Regions from separate parts of the Homo sapiens genome. Here region 1 is linked to region 2. The links are chromatin contacts, found by Hi-C in ENCODE. All regions are on one chromosome and are shown on one strand. The core of a region is the stretch at or near the end of the contact, and the rest is flanking DNA. Distances in the headings are between cores, read along the strand shown. Region 1 has its middle 23 kb from the start of PSME4. Region 2 holds the start of PNPT1 (polyribonucleotide nucleotidyltransferase 1).

Region 1 (6,482 bases), core at 2,986-5,485, 1.7 Mb before region 2:
AAAAAAAGAAAAAAAAAGAAAAAGAATCCTCACTTTCAGCAAATTAGCATAAAGCAGTGGTTGAGAGAGCTTCTACTGTCAGAGTTTCTGATTCAGTAGGTCTGCAGATGACCTAAGAATTTGCGTTTTTTTTTTGTTTTGTTTTTTGTTTTTTAAGGCAGAGTCTCGCTCTGTCGCCCAGGCTGGAGTGCGGTGGCGCGATCTCGGCTCACTGCCAGCTCCGCTTCCTGGGTTCACGCCATTCTCCTGCCTCAGCCTCCCGAGTAGCTGTGATTACAGGTGCCCGCCACCACGCCCGGCTAATTTTTTATATTTTCAGTAGAGACGGGGTTTCACTGTGTTAGCCAGGATAGTCTAGATCTCCTGACCTTGTGATCCGCCCGCCTGGGACTCCCAAAGTGCTGGGATTACAGGCGTGAGCCACCGTGCCCTGTCGAGAATTTGTGTTTCTAACAAGCTTCCAGGTGATGCTGCTGGTCAAGTGTTCAAAGGTATGCTGCTGGTCATCATCAGATGTTGTGATTTTATAATTTTCTCTCAAATGTTGCTGAGTAGCATTCTATGAACATACCATAGTTTGCTTATCCATTCATCTGTTAATGGACGTTTTGGTTGTTCCCAGTTTCTGGGTATTACAAATAAAGCTTCAATAAATATTCATGTATAAGTCATTGTATGGACATATAACTACTTTTCTCTTGGATACATACCTAGGCATAGAATGGCTGGTGTATGTGTAACTTTTTTTTCTTTTTTTTTTTTTGAGATGGAATTTCACTCTTTCGCCCAGGTTGGAGTGCAGTGGTGCGATCTTGGCTCACTGCAACCTCTGCCTCCTAGGTTCAAGTGATTCTCCTGCTTCAGCCTCCTGAGTAGCTGGGATTACAGGCATGCGCCACCACACCTGGATAATTTTGTATTTTTAGTAGAGACAGGGTTTCTCCATGTTGGTCAGGTTGGTGTCGAACTCCCGACCTCAGGTGATCCACCTGCCTCAGTCTCCCAAAGTGTTGGGGTTACAGGTGTGAGCCACTGTGCCTGGCCGTATTTCATCTCATATATTGATTTTACCTCATTCACCCTGCTCCAGGCACTCCGACCTTCTCTCAATTTTTTTTAAGTTTTTTATATTTATTTATTTTTATTTAGCGATGAGGGCTAAGTATGTTGTACAAGATGGAGTGTAGTGGCTATTCACAAGTGCGCTCATAGGGTACTGCAGACTCGAGCTCTTGGCCTAAAGCAATCCTCCTGCCAAGCCTCCCAAGTAGCTAAGACTACAGGCACATGACACCACACCCAGCTTCTTTCAATTTCTTGATCAAGCCAAGCTTTTTCACAATGTAAGAGCTCTTGCCCCTCTTTCCCTCCTTCCTTCCTCCCTCCTTCCCTCCCTCTTTCCTTCCTTTTTTCCCCTTCCTTCCTTCCTTCCTTCCTCCTTCCCTCCCTCCCTCTCTCCCTTTCTTCCTTCTTTCTTCCTTCCTTTCTTTCTTTCCTTCCTTCCTACTTTTTTTCTTCCTTCCTTCTTTCTCCTTCCTTCCTTCCTTTCTTCTTTCTCCTTCCTTCCTTCCTTCTTTTCACCAGTGTCATAGTAAGCACTTACTTTTAATTTTAACCTAGTGAGTGAACCAAGCACTTAAATTTACTCTAAGTGCAATGGAAACCTATAGACAAGTTTTTAATCAGGAAAATGATATAAATTGATTTAAACTTTCAAAAGATCTCTCCTGACTCTGAATGGACTATAGATTATAAGGGGATAAGAATGAAAGTACTGTGACTAATTAGGAGGCGTTTTCAGCAATTCAATGAGAGATGACAATGGCTTGTATCACGGTAGAAGTAGTGCCAACGGTGAGAAGTACTCAGAGATGAGAAATATTTTGGAGGTCGGGTGCGGTGGCTCACGCCTGTAATCCCAGCACTTTGGGAGGCTAAGGTGGGCAGATCACCTGAGGTCAGGAGTTTGAGAACAGCCTGGCCAACATGGTGAAACCCCGTCTCTACTAAAAATACAAAAATTAGCTGGGCATGGTGGTGTGCACCTGTAGTCCGAGCTACTTGGGAGGCTGTGGCAGGATAATCACTTCAAACCAGGAGGCTGAGGTTGCAGCGAGCTGAGACCACACCACTGTACTCCAGCCTAGGCGACATAGTGAAACTCCATCTCAAAAAAAAAAAAAAAAAGTTTTCCAGTGACGGGAAGCAAAAGAAGGAGAAGTAACTTAAAGAGAATACGCATCAGAAAAAAGGTTTTATGGCCAGCCATGGTGGCTCACTCACACCTGTAATCCCAGCACTTTGGGAGGTCAAGGCAGACGGATCACTTGAATCCAGGAGTTCGAGACCAGCCTGACCAACATGGTGAAACCCTGTTTCTACCCAAAATACAAAAATTAGCCAGGTGTGGTGGCACATGCTTATAGTCCCAGATACTTGGCAGGCTGAGGCACGAGAATCGCTTGAACCCAGGAGGCAGAGGTTGCGGTGAGCCGAGATGGCACCACTGCACTTCAGCATGGGCGACAGAGGTTGACAAGAAAAGGTTTTTGCTTTGTTTCGCTTTCTCAGATGAGAGATGCTAGCCCATCTTTGGGATCAGAAATCAGAAGTTATTAGAAAGAGAGAGATGATGGTGTGGAGAAGGAAGGATTAGATCCAAAGGGCAGGAGTGAAATGAAGGAAGGAGGGACACTCCCACTGTTGAAACTGGAAGGAAGAAAAAAAAAGTACAGGTGCAGATTGAATCATAGATTTGGGAATCAGGCCGGGCGTGGTGGTTCAAGCCTGTAATCCCAGCGCTCTGGTGGGCAGATCACCTGAGGTCAGGAGTTCCAGACCAACCTAGCCAACGTGGCGAAACCCCATCTCTACTAAAAATACAAAATTAGCTGGGTGTGGTGGTGGGCATCTGTAGTCTCAGCTCCTCGGGAGGCTGAGGCACAAGAATCGCTTGAACCTGGGAGGCAGAGGATGCAGTAAGCCAAGATCATGCCACTGCACTCCAGCCTGAGCGACAGAGTGAGGGAAAAAAAAGGATGAAAAAAAAAAAGATTTGGGAATCAAAAGATAAGCTATTTCTGGTAGTCTCTATTTTCCCGGAGAAGTAGGCAACACCCTCAGTTGGGAGTAGAGGGTTGTGGAAAAGACGTGGAAGTTCAGAGAAAAAAAGTAGAAAGTTGAGAATTTGTAAAGTAAGGAAGAAAATAATTTGGGAAAGAGGATGTATAATATAGGAAACTGGGCCAGGCACGGTGGTTCACGCCTGTAATCCCAGCGCTTTGGGAGGCCGAGGAGGGTGGATCACCAGGTCAAGAAGTTGAGACCATCCTGGCTAACACAGTGAAACCCCGTCTCTACTAAAAATCGTACAAAATATTAGCCAGGCGGCTGGGCGTAGTGGCTCACGCCTGTAATCCCAGCACTTTGGGAGTCCAAGGCGGGCGGATCCCGAGGTCAGGAGATCGAGACCATCCTGGCTAACACGGTGAAAACCCTTCTCTACTAAAAATACAAAAAATTAGCTGGGCGTGGTGGCAGGCGCCTGTAGCCCCAGCTACTCGGAAGGCTGAGGCAGGAGAATGGCCTGAACCCAGGAGGCGGAGCTTGCAGTGAGCAGAGATCGCGCCCCTGCACTCTAGCCTGGGTAACAGAGCAAGACTCCGTCTCAAAAAAAAAAAAAAAAAAAAAAACGAAAAAAAACAAAATATTAGCCAGGCATGGTGGCACGTGCCTGTAGTCCCAGCTACTCGGGAGGCTGAGGCAGGAGAATCACTTGAACCCAGGAGGTGGAGGTTGCAGAGAACCAAGATTGCACCACTGCCCTCCAGCCTGGGTGACAGAGTAAGACTCAGAAAAAAAAAAAAAAAAAAGAGGAAACTGGCAGGAAAGAGGTCATGCTGGGGTGGACTATGAGAGGCAATAATTCGAAATTATATCGTGGAAATGCTTCAACCTCTACCAAGACCTACTTCAAAAGGAAAATCTTGTGTTGAGTAGCAGTTAAAAATGGAATAAGATATCAGACCTTCAACCAAATAGTTCTTAATAGCTCAAAACTACTATAGGATAGCAATTTTATTCCCAAATTATTCTAGAACTGAATATCTGAAACTCAGTGACCAAAAGCCAGTCAACCAATCTTCCACAGCCTAATACACACACATAAAATATACCTCTGGCATTACATTATAACTTCCCCCATCAAACAAAACAGGAAGAGTGGTTATGTTGGGCTGATAGTGTAAGATGGTCTGTCATGTAGCGTTTCCGTTATATTCTGAATTTGAGTTGGTATACCATGTGACAGTTCTTTATATATATGTTTTCAACACCGCTATGACAAGAGTGTCTTTCTGTTTTTGCGTCAGTGTCTCATGAAAAGAAGACATAAAGAATATTCAAAAGAAATTTTAAGAATCTTTGTTATCTGAAGGTCGTATCTTTAGTGCATGTTCTGTCTCTCATAGTTGCTAAACTCTAGCTGCAGCTCTTCTCTCAGAGAACTGCTCTGTCCTGCCCATCTATCCCATTATGACTTTCAGTTGTGAGATGAAGATATCTGTTTGAGAAAAAAAATTGGTTCCTCTAAATAGAGAAATGTCCAAATAGCTACTTTAGTCTCTTCTTTAATCTCAAGTTACATCAGAGAAAAGATTTCAGCATGTATAAAACATCCATATCTACAGTGACCTTGGTGTTTTTCTCAATGCATAAATCATCACATTTCTTCATTTTCTAGTGCATGAAATAATTAAACTTAAAATATCTTCTTTAATTCTAGACACAATTAATTCAATGCTATTATTTTTTATTTATTTATTTATTTTTTATTTATTTATTTATTTATTTATTTATTTTTGAGACAGAGTCTCTTTCTGTTGCCCAGGCTGGAATGTAGTGGCATGATCTCAGCTCACTGCAACCTCCGCCTCCTGGGTTCCAGGGATTTCCAGCTAATTTTTTTATTTTTAGTAGAGACAAGGTTTCATCATGTTGGCCAGGCTGGTCTCAAACTCCTGACCTCAAGTGATCTGTCTGCCTCGGCCTCCCAAAGTGCTAAGATTACAGGTGTGAGCCAGCTCGCCTGGCCTCAATACTATTAATTTTTTACTTATGTAAATTTTGTAGGGTGTAACTTCCCACATATTTCCAAAGCGTTTTTATATTTAACACTAAAGACCCACAATGGGCTGGGCACGGTCGTTCACGCCTATAATCCCAGCACGTGGGGAGGCCGAGGCGGGCGGATCACCTGAAATCAGGAGTTTGACACCAGCCTGGCCAACGTGGTGAAACCCTGTGTCTACCAAAATTACAAAAAATTAGCTGGGCTTGGTGGTGGATGTCTGTAATCCCAGCTACATGGGAGGCTGAGGCAGGAGAATTGCTTGAACCTGGGAGGTGGAGATGGCAGTCAGCCTAGATTGTGCCACTGCACTCCAGCCCGGGCAACAAGAGCGAAACTCTGTCCCCACCACCCAAAAAAAAAAAGACTCACAATGTACAAACGGCTATTCTAGGCATAGTTGGTTCTAAGAGAATAAGATTCCTTGATAGATACATCCAGCTTTTCTATTTAGAGTTGTGTAGTTTTGGGTCCTTCAGGAAGCAGACACTGAAATAAAGTTGGAAGTGCAAGAAGTGTAGGGGGTGGAATGGTGATGGGGATGTACACCTATGAGAGATAAAAAAGGAGGATGGAGGATTGGGTAAAGAAAGCCTTCAGATCTGGATGCTGATCTGATATCTGTGAAAGGAAAGAGGGGAGTAAAGAGGATTGGGCCAGGAGAGCCTGAGACTTTGATATATATTGAGCAAAGTCTCAGCCTACTTAATGGGGAGATGAAGAGCAAAGATTGCCTGTTAAGAGAAGTTTTGCAATGGGTAGAACTGGTCCTGTTAATGCTGCCATGATCAGCCACTGGTATGGGCTGCCTGGGAAGATCATAACCTCAGCTTGCTGTGGTAGATTCCAAAGGTGCTGCAGCTGATGGCCATTAGCTAAGTGTATTCTTTCAGCTAAAAGGAGATCCAAGCAATGTACTTTCATGCCTGCTACATCAGCTGTGCCCCTTTTGCTAATATTGCTCTCCTCATGCATTTCAGATCTATGCTTCACAAGTACAGAGCACAGACTGTTGCACTGTCTCCTAATTCTTCTTCTTTGACCATTCCCTCATCTCTGTATTAAATACTTTTAGCAGATTAATCTTTCTAAAAGATCATTTTTACCTTGTCAGTCTTTTGCTCAAAAATGTTGCGTCTCCCTATTATGTACAAAATAAAGCCCAGACTATTTAGGCTGATACTCAAGGCTGACACACGACTAGCCCCAATCTACCATTCTGTTTTTATATAACTTTGTGTCCTCTGTGGTCAACATATGTGGAACCTATTCACTATCTCCCCAATATTCGTTTGTATTTACAGATCTCTTGTTGCTCACATAATACCTTCTACCCCATTTGACAAACCATTCT
Region 2 (6,212 bases), core at 296-2,795:
GAATCCACTCTCCACACTTTGCACAAGAAAATGGTGAATTAACCTGTTCAATGTCAACTACTTATCAAAGTTAGAGTGCGAGACCTGGATTCAAAATGATTTTTTTGCTTTTTGTATGAACTGGGGTCCAAATTTTTTCAAAGTACACGTAAAAAATTTAGATATATGAAGTTTGCATTAGCAATTCCATTTATTCTAAGAACGATTAAAGCAAACTTTTTTTTTAAAAAGCGGTCCCCTAAAAAAAAGTATGGGCTTTGTAAGCAAAAAACAGAAATTCAAAAACCACCTAGTCCCATAATACTAACTTTTTTATAGACTCTTAGAAAGTTATCTAACCTTTTTTGAGCCTCTGTAGTCTTAACTATAAAATGAGGGTAATAGTACCTTTACGACAGGTTTAAAAAGATTGCGAGGATCATATAACTGGCGTTCAAAAAACTGACTTTTCCTTTTCCTCCTAACCCAGGGTCATAGTGGTCACACTTTAGGCAATCAATTAGATTGGATGACATGATATCTTGTACTCCTAACTTCAAGTCATCCTTCCGTCTTAGCCTCCCAAAGTGCTGGGATTACAGGTGTGAGCGCCTGACCTTTTGCCATCTCTTTGCATCGATCTTTGCTTTTGTTTCTCTCTGTGTGTCTCCTTGCCTCTCTCCCTGTCACTGTCTCTCTCTCTCCCCTGCCTCCCTCTTGGTCTCTTTTTTTTGCTGTCTCTTTCTGATGACCTTGTTCCCATCTCTGTGCGTGTGTGGCTCTCTCCCTGTCCATCTCTTACCATCTCTGCCTTCCTCTCCCAGGTCTTAAACGAATATTTCCACAATGTCTGTGAACTGGACCTGGTGTTCAACTTCTACAAGGTAGGCTCCTGGTGAAGAGGAGGCTGAAGGAGCCCGAGGAGTGGGACGTGGGGGACCCGTGGTGCACTAGCCACCCGGAGCCTCTGCTGAGGTCTGTGTCCCAGCTCGAGGGGCATCAGAGCCCCAGCTTCCAGGGTCCGGGCCAGCATCCCGGGGGGCCTCGTCTCACCCACGTCAACTCGTTATTCCTAGGTGGAATGTTTCCCACTTAAGAGCCCAGTGGTCCCGGAAAGTAAAGAGATCGGAAGTCAGGTGGACGGACAGAGTCGGATGGAGCAAAGAAGCCCGGCACACACCAACAGAGAGAACGACATAGCGCGGGAAGGAGGGTCCGAGGAGACACATTCCAAACCCGGAAAGGGAAATTTGGAATTTAGGTTTAGGGTAAGGAGAGATTAAATAGAGCTGGGATACCGGGTTTCTACCCTGGGAGATGAATACGCTCAAGCTGGCTGGACAAGACACCTTATGACAATACAGTGAACGCACGTCACTCCTTACCTGTTGCCTAAGTCCACGGCCACAGCTCGAGACCCTGCGCTACTCCATAGTGCTCGCACTTGCAACTGGGTGAGTGCCCGATCCCGCCGTGGCAGAAGGAAAGGACCATCGCTCAGGGGCCGGAGCCGGAGGCACGAGCAGCAGTACCTGCAGGCCGCCATGACACCCGGCACGCGGTCAACGCAGGCTGTGCCCTGATTGGCTCACTCCGCAGACCGTGGGGCGGAGCCTGATGGAGTTTCGTTTCCGCGGTGCCCGAGGGACGCCGGGGTAACGGAAACCTTGGCCACCTTCTACGAAGACTAGAGAGGGTCAAACCTATCAGAACGCGATTATGTTGCAAACGATCTTTGTCTTTATGTGCCAACGAAAGGCAATTAGATAAATAAGGTTTTTGTGTGTGTACTATCGTAATTTAAAGGAGAAGTCCTAGAATAATGTAAATGTTTAATATGCAGAGTAAATTTATATTTACTTTTAATACTAGAAGTCATAGAACAACACATTATTATTATTTGGATCTGTGAACTAAGAATTAGAATTTGGGTGGTGGGCCTTGGAAAGAGATCTCCTTCTCCCCTTCTCCGCCCTGGTTTTTATTTTAAAAATTTCACATAGCAGATATGTTACTACAGCGATTTGTGTTAACCAATTTACAGTAAATTCATTTTTCATCGACTTGTAATTTTAGAAATCTTTATTGTCACTTCTGATTCATTTTCATTTCCATTGCTAATAATTAGCAATTTATATTTCTGTCCCTTTTGGTCGAACTCTTAAATGCAAAATGCCAGCTACTGTTTGAAGTAAATATTTTGTAAAATGAAAAAAAAAAGTTTTTGGGATTTGAAAAATTTTTAGAGAATGGATAAATTTCTTCCACCCCATTAATCCATTCTGTTAGAAATTCTTTATGTTTTTCCTTGAATGAACCAATGGGCATTTTCATATTATGATGTAAATTTTTTGTGTAAGGTGATAACCGCCTTACCCCAAAGAAAACCAAACAACAAAAACCCAACACTCATTCAAACACAGTTTTAAGAATTAAAAACGTTGGCTGGACGCTGTGGCTCACGCCTGTAATCCCAGCACTTTGGGAGGCCGAGGCGGGCGGATCACCTGAGTTCGAGACCAGCCTGACCAACACAGAGAAACCCCGTCTCTACTAAAAATACAAAACTAGCCGGGCATGGTGGCTTATGCCTGTAATCCCAGCTACTCGGGAGGCTGAGGCAGGGGAATCGCTTGAACCCGGGAGGCGGAGGTTGCAGTGAGCCGAGATCGCGTCATTGCAACAAGAGTGAAACTCGGTCTCAAAAAAAAAAAAAAAAAAAAAAAAAAAAAAAGTCCGGGCGCAGTGGCTCATGCCTGTAATCCCAGCACGCTGGGAGGCAGAGGCGGGTGGATCACGAGGTCAAGAGACCCAGGGCATCCTGGCCAACATGCTGAAACCGCGTCTCTACTAAAAATACAAAAATTAGCTCGGTGTGGTGGCGCGTGCCTGTAATCCCAGCTACTCCAGAGGCTGAGGCATGAGAATCGCTTGAATCCAGGAGGCGGAGGTTGCAGTGAGCCGAGATCGCGCCACTGCACTCCAGACCGAGACTCCATCTAAAAAAAAAAAAAAAAAAAAAAAAAATTAAAAATGTTGATCCGTGATGATTTAAAAAAGAAAAAAGAATGATGAGCTCTAAACAGACAAATGATTTGCTGGCAAAGCAGTTTTCTGACACCTTGCTTTCATGAGCTATTATTACTGATTTGGGATTTCCATTCCAATAGAGGGATTACCATTAACTTTGTTTACAGATTTTTAGTGTTAAAGCAGTTTTTGCGTCTCCTCCCTTTTACTTTACCTTGAGTTGCCACAGAGTTTTCCAGACCAATCTATTGAAATCTCTCATGAAGATAAATCTCTCAGAAAACCTACTTGCCACAATTGAACATGACTTTTGATTTATAGAGTAAGAATACAAAATCATCTTTTTGTTAATATACTTAATTACTATGTAATCATTTTCATTTGGGCAGTATTGCCTAATAGTTTAGAGCATAGACTTGGAGTTAGTCCCAGCTGGTTCCAATCTTGTCTCTGTTAATTACCAGTTGTGTGACTCTAGCTCTCTGAGCCTCAGTTTCCCCATAAAAACAGATAGTAATATGAATCTAATAGGGTTTTTGTAAGGATTAAAAGTGTCGGCCGGGCGCGGTGGCTCACGCCTGTAATCCTAGCACTTTGGGAGGCCGAGGCGGGTGGATCATGAGGTCAGGAGATTGAGACCATCCTGGCTAACAAGGTGAAACCCCGTCTCTACTAAAAATACAAAAAATTAGCCGGGCGCGGTAGCGGGCGCCTGTAGTCCCAGCTACTCGGGAGGCTGAGGCAGGAGAATGGCGTGAACCCGGGAAGCGGAGCTTGCAGTGAGCCGAGATTGCGCCACTGCAGTCCGCAGTCCGGCCTGGGCGACAGAGCGAGACTCCGTCTCAAAAAAAAAAAAAAAAAAAAAAGTGTCAGATGATATAATAGTACCTAGCACATTGTCAACACTCAATAAATGGTAAATTTAGCTTTCATCCAGCCTTTTCGTTTTTTTCAAGACAGAGTTTTGCTCTTGTTGCCCAGGCTAGAGTGCAGTGGCGTGATCTCAGCTCACTGCAACCTCCGCCTCCGGGGTTCAAGTGATTCCCCTTCCTCAGCCCTCCCAAATAGCTGGGATTACAGGTGCCTGCCACCATGCCTGGCTAATTTTTTGGATTTTTAGTAGAGATGGGGTTTCATCATGTTGGCCAGGTTGGTCTTGAACTCCTGACCTCAGGCAATCCACCCGCCACGGCCTCCCAAAGTGCTGGGATTACAGGCATGAGCCACCGCGCCCAGGCTTATCCAGACTTTTCTTAATTCTTCCTCCAGTTTCCAGGTATTCTGAACATTTTTCTCTTCTTCAGAACTCCTTGAACTCCTTGAATCGGTTAGCTTTTATCCAGCCAGAAGTGATGGAAAGCAGCATTTACCTATTAAGAATCCCCCACCCCCATTTCCTCACACAAATCTGATATAATTCAAATAGTAGTAATTGGATAGTAAACTCAAAAGCAAATGTAGGCACTAAAATCTTGCAGCAGAGCTTTATTATGAAGATATAGATGATACAGAATGCGTTTATATGTTTATATTAAGCATTTTTAGATTAGCGTAGAAAGAAAAATATAATAAGTTTAAATTCTTGTAGTTGTTACTACTGAAGCTATAATCCGTGAGGTTCAGTCTGAGATGTTATTCTGCAAGTAGAGTTATGTCAAGTGTAGTTCAACAGCCAAAATATAATTTAAAAGGGATTTATTTACCTATGACTGCTGAAGGACATTAAAAATGATCCAACTTAAATCCACCAGCAACTTCTCAGATCTCCTTTTCCCTTTTCTTCAAACTCTGATGAACCTGCATCAAAACAGTTAATACCACTGCATGTTCTGAATAAGCAACTACGTTAAGTAAAACACCATTGCATTAAATTATGCTTAACTACTTTTTTTTTTTTTGAGATGGAGTCTTGCTCTGTTGCCCAAGCTGGAGTGCAGTGGCACAATCTTGGCTCACTGCAACCTCCACCTCCTGGGTTCAAGCAATTCTCCTACCTCAGCCTCCCAAGTAGCTGGGACTACAGACGTGCGCCACCGCGCCCAGCTAATTTTTGTACTTTTAATAGAGACAGGGTTTCACCATGTTGGCCAGGCTGATCTCCAACTCCCACCCTCAGGTGATCTGCCTGCCTTGGCCTCACAAAATGCTGGGATTACAGGCGTGAGCCACAGAGCCCGGCCCTTTAACTATATTTTAATTTAGTTTGTAGTTTAGTTTAGACAGGATATACATTTATATTGCTTTTATGACTAAAAGCTGTAACAATATGGAAGTTATATTTTGTTATATAGTAACATTATAATTAAAAGTATCAGCAGTCCCTGAAGTGTTCAGGAAAAAATTCTTCTCTTGAAAGAATGTAGCCTACTCAACTTTAAGAAAGTCTGTGCTACACCGCTACCAGAAGGATCTTCTTTCTCAATCACAAATAGAATTGTGTCTCCATCCTGATTAAATTTTTTCAGTGGCTTCCTAAATCTTTAAGGATAAAATTTAAACTGCTTTGTATAGACTATAAGCTTTTCCTTTCCTATTGGCCTCATCAACTTTTTCTTACTACCCTGTTTCCTTCCCTTCCTCTTTTCACTTTATACTCCAAGTAAACTGAACTGCTTGTTCCCTTGCAATACTTCTCCTGCATCTGTGGCTTTGCAGGTATGATTCTCTGTGCTTGGCACACACTCCTCACATGCATCAATCAAACAAACTCAGTCTTCAGTACTATCCTCTTTACTTCCCTAGGCAGACTTATGGATACAATCTATGTCTGTCCTTCCACTTTATTAATGTATTTATGTAGTTATTAATTCATCTGTGCAAGTGAATGTGGGAATAGGTATTGCATAGTGGTTAAAAGTGCTGGCTCTGGCATCAGATTGCCTGGGTTTGCATCTTACCTCTTTCCCCTCCTAAACAAGTGACTCTTGATAAGATACTTACCCTTTCTATGCCTCAGTTTCCTCTTTTATAAATGGGAATGATAGTAAATACCTACCTCCCAGGGTTGTTATGCAGACTTAAGGCAGTCTTATTTTTATGAAACTAAGGATAGTCCCTGGCACATGGAAAGCATGATAAGGTGCTCTAATATTTATTGAATACTTACATTATGCCAGGGTCTGTGCTAGGCTTGAGACCATAGAGATGTCAAGAGAGCCATAGGGCATAATCCTTGCTTTATGGAGCTTGCATTCTAGCGAGAG

Evidence for each region. A loop is a pair of places that touch in the nucleus more often than their neighbours do. Pooled maps may share reads with other maps.
Region 1: a loop to region 2 is called in a pooled map, with 4 times the contacts of the local background. The contact joins the enhancer-like site here to the promoter of PNPT1 in region 2. A Hi-C loop is called at or near these places in 2 of 50 pooled maps.

Annotation. Positions count from the first base shown.
Region 1 is chr2:53,990,661-53,997,142 of GRCh38, forward strand. It overlaps a transcript of ACYP2 not described here. Among named protein-coding and RNA genes, the nearest start is that of PSME4, 23 kb to the left of the region's middle. Within about 2 kb of position 4,236, at least 5 of the 41 ENCODE cell types and tissues checked have a DNase peak (open chromatin) inside an H3K27ac peak, as active enhancers do.
Region 2 is chr2:55,692,299-55,698,510 of GRCh38, forward strand. PNPT1 (polyribonucleotide nucleotidyltransferase 1) reads right to left here and starts at 1,546. Exons shown (of 28, transcript NM_033109.5): 1 at 1,365-1,546. The coding sequence starts at 1,525. RefSeq lists a silencer at 736-795 and enhancers at 1,366-1,485, 1,496-1,555, 1,586-1,735.